Linked DNA regions of Homo sapiens: region 1 is linked to region 2. A link is an interaction called in ENCODE POLR2A ChIA-PET data of the cell type or tissue named here. Cell type or tissue: endothelial cell of umbilical vein. All regions are shown on one strand. Each heading gives the region's core, and the rest is flanking DNA. Links, peaks and the distances in the headings are about the cores only.

Region 1 (2,901 bases), core at 318-2,817, 75 kb before region 2:
GGCATGTTCCTGGGTCCTCAGCGCTGGGACAGGGTTGCCTCAGGCCCTGACCATGGGGCCCAGCAGCCCGGGGGCCTGGCAAGGCAGCACAGGGTGGGAAGGAGGGAAGGCCCATGTCCCCTGGTCCCCATGAAACCCCGTTCCCCAAGAGCAGGAGAGCAGTCCTGGGCCTGGAAACCCCCTTGGTCTGGCTGCTGGGGCAGGCAGTTCCGGGGTGACCTCATCGCCTTGAAAGGAGGGCAGCAGGGGCAGGAAACGGAGGACACATCAGAGAGACTAAATTTAGAGCGTTTGATTCAGCCCGGGCGGGACAATATTCCTGGAGTCCCCATTGTTTGTGAGGGGCCAGAGGGCAGGCTGCCCGTTGAATGCTGGGTCTGAGCCATGCCAAGCTGTCTGGGCATGCAGGGGTCGCGGGCGGTGGGTGCGGTGAACCCCCCACCTGGAGAGAAAGCTGGGCCAAGGGTCAGGGCAGATGAGGTGGGGTGCGAGCTCTGGGGGTGCTGCCCTTCTGATAAGGCCAAAGGTGTAGAGGGCGATGCCTCAAAGAGGAAGAGGGGTCTTTGCTCTCCTGATAACACGCCCTCTGCAGCGTGCCCCTCATAATAGCCAGGACAGGCGTTATCCTCCCCCTCCTCTGCCATTGCCCAGGCAGGGGTCTGAGGTTCGGCTGGGAGACTAAGTTGCTGAAGGCCACGTGGAGGATAATGCCCCAGCTCCCAGCCCAGGTCAGCAGCACCAGCTGTGCCCCCCGCCCTTTGTCCTACGACCAGGACAGGCCCTGCCCCCACACATCGCCCTGCTGCCCCCCACCAGGCCTAGCAGCTGCGGGTGGACAGGAGAGGGTGACTTGCCCTGCACAGACTCCAGAACCCATTGCCATGGCAACCTGGGGTCCAGGCTTGTGATGCTCTGGAGATGAGCCCGGAGCCGAGGACGTGGGTGAGGATGCAGGGGCGCTGGCTTTTGCCCCCTGGCCTGCGAGCACCAGAGATGGGCCAGCAGCCCGGCCAAGCTGCCTGGGCTGGTCACACTGGCTTGGCCGGAGGTCTTCCAGGGTGTCCTGTTTCTGTGCCCACGCTTCAGGCCACACTGCAGCGGGCGCCAGAGGAGGCTGCAGATTGTCCTGGATTCAGGGCCACCCTGGTGGGTGAAGGCTCTGCAGTCCCTGTGCTCAGGACCCTCCTGCTCCTGTCCAAGCCCCCTTCCTCCCTTCCCGCAAGTCCCACTGAGGCTCAGGGAACCCCTTGGGCCATCTGCCCTGGAAATGGGGAGAGGGGACTGGAAGTTCCAGTGGGCTGGTTCTGTCCACCACTGTGTGTCAGGCACAGGCAAAGGCCCCAGGGATGTTCAGAGCTCACCCCCGCCCTCCTTTCCTCTCTCCAGCTGCAGGAGGACCTGGGGAAGGAAGGCAGCCCCCACCCCGTGTATGCCAGATGAGTAAACCAAGGGTCTGAGCTGGGAAGAGGCCTGCCTGGGACCAGGCACAGGGCAGCAGCTTCACCCATCAGCCTGGGCCCTGCCCACTGCAGTCCCGGCCCCTCGCGGTCGCTCCCTGCAGCCCACTGCCCTGCCGGGGCGGCGGCCCGGGCGCTCGCTGCTCCTGTTGATTTCACGTCATGACTCATGTTATCATGTTCTCAGGAGCTGAGTAACCACCTGGGTTATTTATACCCTGGCTTGGCAGGCTTCCTTCCCTCCTCCCAGAACTCGGGCAGGGAGGACGGGGTGGGGGTGGGGAGGAACCTGGGAGGGGGACGTGGACTAGAAGAAGGCAGCTGAGCACCCCCACGTCCCCTCCCCTGGGGCACCACCCCCGTAAGGCACCCCAAAATAACCATGCCTATTTCAGCATAACAGGATGGGCCTGCCTCGATGGCATGGACCTATAGGTGTTATGATGGTCTGGGGAGGGGGGAGTTCCTTTCCCGAGCGAGTCACCCGTCTGGAAAAATAAAGAAGGAAAAAGCTGAAAAATTTTCCTTCCATCAAAACAGGAAGGAGCTGGGGAGGGGGATGGACAGGGAGATGAGGCTTGGAGGCTGAGGTGCATCCTCCCCTCCCCCACTGGTGGTCTTTAGGGAAGGGAAGCCCCGGCGCCTGGGGTCTCTAGCCTGCTCGGCTGGGGCCGGCGCCCTGGGTGTCTCCCGAGTGGGACATTGCTGGCTGCCAGGGGGTGTTTTCATCCTCCCTTCCTCCCGGGCCAGTGTACATTGGTTTACACCCACAATGCCTGTGTGCACGCAGGCCCCCCAGTCGCCCTTCACACCGCATCACACAGGCACGCTCACCCTCCCTGCACGCCCCCACCAGATCCCACATGGGAAAATATCTCACTCACACTGGTGGGTGGGATGGGGGGATCTGTCTTTCTGGCTTAATTCATTCTTCCCTCCCTTTGAGCACTTTCCTGGGAGTGCTGTGACTTCAGTTCAAACCCAGCTCCACCTCTAACCAACAGGGTGATGTTAGAGAAGTCACTTTCCCTCTCTGAGCCTCAGTTTTCCCATCTGTAAGAGGGGTATGATCCTTCCCATGCCGCTTGCTTCCCTTTGAGGCAGATTGTGCGACTGAATGAGGTTTGTGCCTCAGGTGCCTCAGCCAAGTGGGAGGAAGGTAACCACAGCTCCCATGTATGGAGTGCTCCGTTTGTGCCAACCCCCTTCATTCATTTGCTAGCTTAACCCCATTACCAAATGGGACAGGTTCCAGAATCACACTCACCCAGGGTCCCACAGCTGGGAGGGGGCGTGGTGAGCACTGTCGTTATCCAAGGAAGAACAGGGAGGTCCCCTGGTGCCCCAAGGGGGAAGGGGCAGAGGAAAGCCCATCCTCCATGGAACACCCCTTCCACCTGGGACCATCGATGATAACTCTGTGGCTTCAGCAGGGACGTGCCCC
Region 2 (2,901 bases), core at 213-2,712:
CTCCATCCCACCCCAAACCTGCCATCCCCAGCTGGCCCCATCAGTTTCAGTAGCTCTGTCCTTCCAAGTGCTAGGGCCCAAACCTTGGAATAGGCCTTGACCTTCTCTTTCCTTTACCACCACCCTTCATCAGATAGGCCGTACTGCTGTTGGCTCCGCCTTCTGTTCCTCGCCCTCACCAGGGCTGCTGGCCCAGCCTAGCCCCACCAGCTCCCCTCCTACAGGCTGCTTAAGCCTAAGTCAGATCATGTGTTTCTCTGCTCAGACCCTCCCCGGCTCCTGCTCCGGTCCTCACTCAGAGCCGCAGCTCAGGTGCTTACAAAGGCCTGCAAGGACCTATGGGATTTCACCCTGACTCTGTCTGCTTGGGCCCCCTCTGCTGACAGCCCTCCTCCTGCAGAGCCCAGCCTCAGTGGGCTCACTCCCTCACTTCCTTCAGTCTGTGAGGCCCTCCCTGGTCACCCCACATCAAGCTACCCCCACCTCTGGACCCTGCCCCATCCTTCCGCACAGCACCAACTTCTATTCCCTTTACTCATTGGTTGCTTTCCTGCCCATTTCCCTGCATTTGAATGGAAGCTGCACAGTGCCTAGCGTGTGGATGGTATTCAAGAAGTAGTTGTTGAATTGAATAAATGAATGAGTGAATGAATGGCTGACCATTCCCTGTGTTCTTTCCTGAGGAATGCCCACTTGGCTAAGAATCTCTCTCCACCCGGCACTCCAGACTTGTAGCGAGTTGAAGCTAGCCTATCTTCCCCACGCTATACTTAAACTGAGCTCGTGCAACCAGCGGACCCTCCAACCACCACCGGCCATATTTCCCACCAGGACCACATCCCCTGTCCCCAGCCTCTGTGTGAGCCGTCACCTCCTCCCTGAAGGCCTCCTGATTCATCCATGTCTCCCTCTCTCCGGTGCCCTCCTGAGGGGGCCTCATGACTGGTGACTCTCCCACCCTCCTGATGGACGGTTAACTCGCCAAGGGCTCCGTCTCCTTCATTTCTGTAACCCCGGCACTCAGCAGAGCCTCTGCACACAGCAGGCGCCCACTCAGTGTTTGCTAACTGGAGTTGAACATTTGCCTTAGTTTTATGTTTAGTCTTTTCTGTTGGCCTTATTTTATTTATTTATTTATTTATTTTTGAGACAGGGTCTCACTATGTTGCCCAGGCTGGTCTCAAACTGTCAGGCTCAAGTGATCCTCTTGCCTCAGCCTCCTGAGGAACTGGGATTACAGGTGTGAGCCACCATGCCCAGTGAGTTTATTTTATTTTAGTCATGTTCATTTGTTTTCTAGTTCATCTTTAGTTTGATTTTTACAACATTTATTCTCCTTTTTCTGATTACAAAACGAACGTGCTCATTGCCAAAAACATTGAAAATACACCGTAAATACACAGGAAATAGGAAATTACTCATGATTTGGCTGCGCAGAGATCACTGTGATTAGCATTTGGTGGGTCACTTTGACTTCTTCTCATTGTGCACTTTCCCTTTTAGTAAATCTTACACTGGGACCATTTCTTATGTCCTCACTCTTCTTCAAAGGCCTCGTATTTGATGGCTGCATAATATTCCATTTCGTCATTTTATCATTATTTAATCAAGCGTGCCACACACAGATGATCGTGACACCCCCTGTGCCCATCCTCCTCCACAGACACAACCCCTGGCCACCCCCGCATCTGTAAACACACCCGGCCGTGCCGCAGTGGCCCCTAAGCCTCACAATTGAGGTGATTTCCCAGAGGAGGCTGAACAATGCCCTGGACATGTGGACCCAGCAGGGTGGGGTTCCAGCCTTTTCCTCCTACTGTCCCTCAGACAGACAGAGAGACAGACAGATGGCCAGCCAGCCAGACAGGCAGACAGGACAGGCGGGTGGGACAGGCGGGTGGGACAGGCAGGCGGGACAGGCAGGCAGGAGGCACCAGGGGAAGGCGGAGGCAATAGCGTTGGGGGTGTCTGGCCTTTTGGGGGGGTCAAGTGGTAGGGAGATGGGGTCCTTGGGAGCAGGGCCCTGGCCTGGATGGGAGCTGAACTCTGCAGGGTGAGCCCTAGAGAAGAGCAGGTAACAGGGAGGGACTTCCTCTGCTTAATCCTCTCAAGGGCAGGCAGAAGGAGGTGACTGATGGTCTCAGAACCAAACAGTTGAATTTCAGAATCCTGGGACCACAGAGGACTGATGAGGCTGGCCCCAGGGACCACATCCTCTAACCCTGTGATGATCAAGTGGAGGTGCAGAGGCCCAGGGACTTCTCAGGCCTCCTGACTCCAGCAAAGAGCTGCTCCTGCCTCTCGCTGTGGCCTGGACCAGGTTGCTCTGGTCCCTGTGCCCAGAGCCACCGTGAGCTGTTGAAGTGGGAAATGGGGCCTGCAGTGCAGATGGAGCTGGAGTTCCCAGGACTGGGCAGGGGCTTGGGGTGGTCCTCGAGCCAGCAGGAGAGGGGAGGGAGAGGGTGGGAGGCTAGAGACTGGCAGCCCAGATGCATCCATCCCACTGCAGCCCCTCCTGCCTGTCCCCTCCCGGCCCTGGAAGACCCCTCCAGGCTCCCCAAGGGCAGAGGGCAGCATGGGGAGCGGGCTTGGTCTCCTGCAGAGTGGAGGTCTCTGAAGCCTCCAGCTCCCAGCTTCTCCCCAGACTGCTCTGGGCCTGAAACTAGGGGGCGTTTGCAGAAAAACATGGAAAAGAATTACCCTAGTTTCTGGTGGTTTTGCAGAACAGCAAGTCCCCGGATTCCCGGGTCAGCTTGACCGAGCTAGCTGTGGGATCTTGGACAAGGACCCCTTTCCTCCTAGGACCCCAAAGGCACTCCCAGGGTGAGGGCTCCAGAGCCTGACCGCCCCCAGGCCCTCCCCTCTGAATGTTCGAATCCTGCATACCATGGCTGCGTGGCG

The links. ChIA-PET counts read pairs that join two places held together with the same protein. Peaks named below come from ENCODE experiments on the same cell type or tissue, not always from the same donor. Only the 100,000 strongest peaks of a DNase experiment are listed, where the experiment ranks them.
Region 1: POLR2A ChIA-PET joins it to region 2 with 11 read pairs; 15 of 35 experiments call an interaction of 5 or more read pairs at or near these places.

Annotation. Positions count from the first base shown.
Region 1 is chr22:39,252,358-39,255,258 of GRCh38, reverse strand. No RefSeq gene overlaps it. Among named protein-coding and RNA genes, the nearest start is that of PDGFB, 8.8 kb to the right of the region's middle. RefSeq lists enhancers at 1-331, 115-364, 121-415, 332-1,110 and a silencer at 1,586-1,635. In endothelial cell of umbilical vein, for the core only: no CTCF peak of the experiment used is centred there; DNase peaks (open chromatin) are centred at 1,618 and 1,918; H3K27ac peaks cover 2,500 bases.
Region 2 is chr22:39,176,935-39,179,835 of GRCh38, reverse strand. No RefSeq gene overlaps it. Among named protein-coding and RNA genes, the nearest start is that of CBX7, 26 kb to the right of the region's middle. In endothelial cell of umbilical vein, for the core only: no CTCF peak of the experiment used is centred there; a DNase peak (open chromatin) is centred at 1,445; H3K27ac peaks cover 2,500 bases.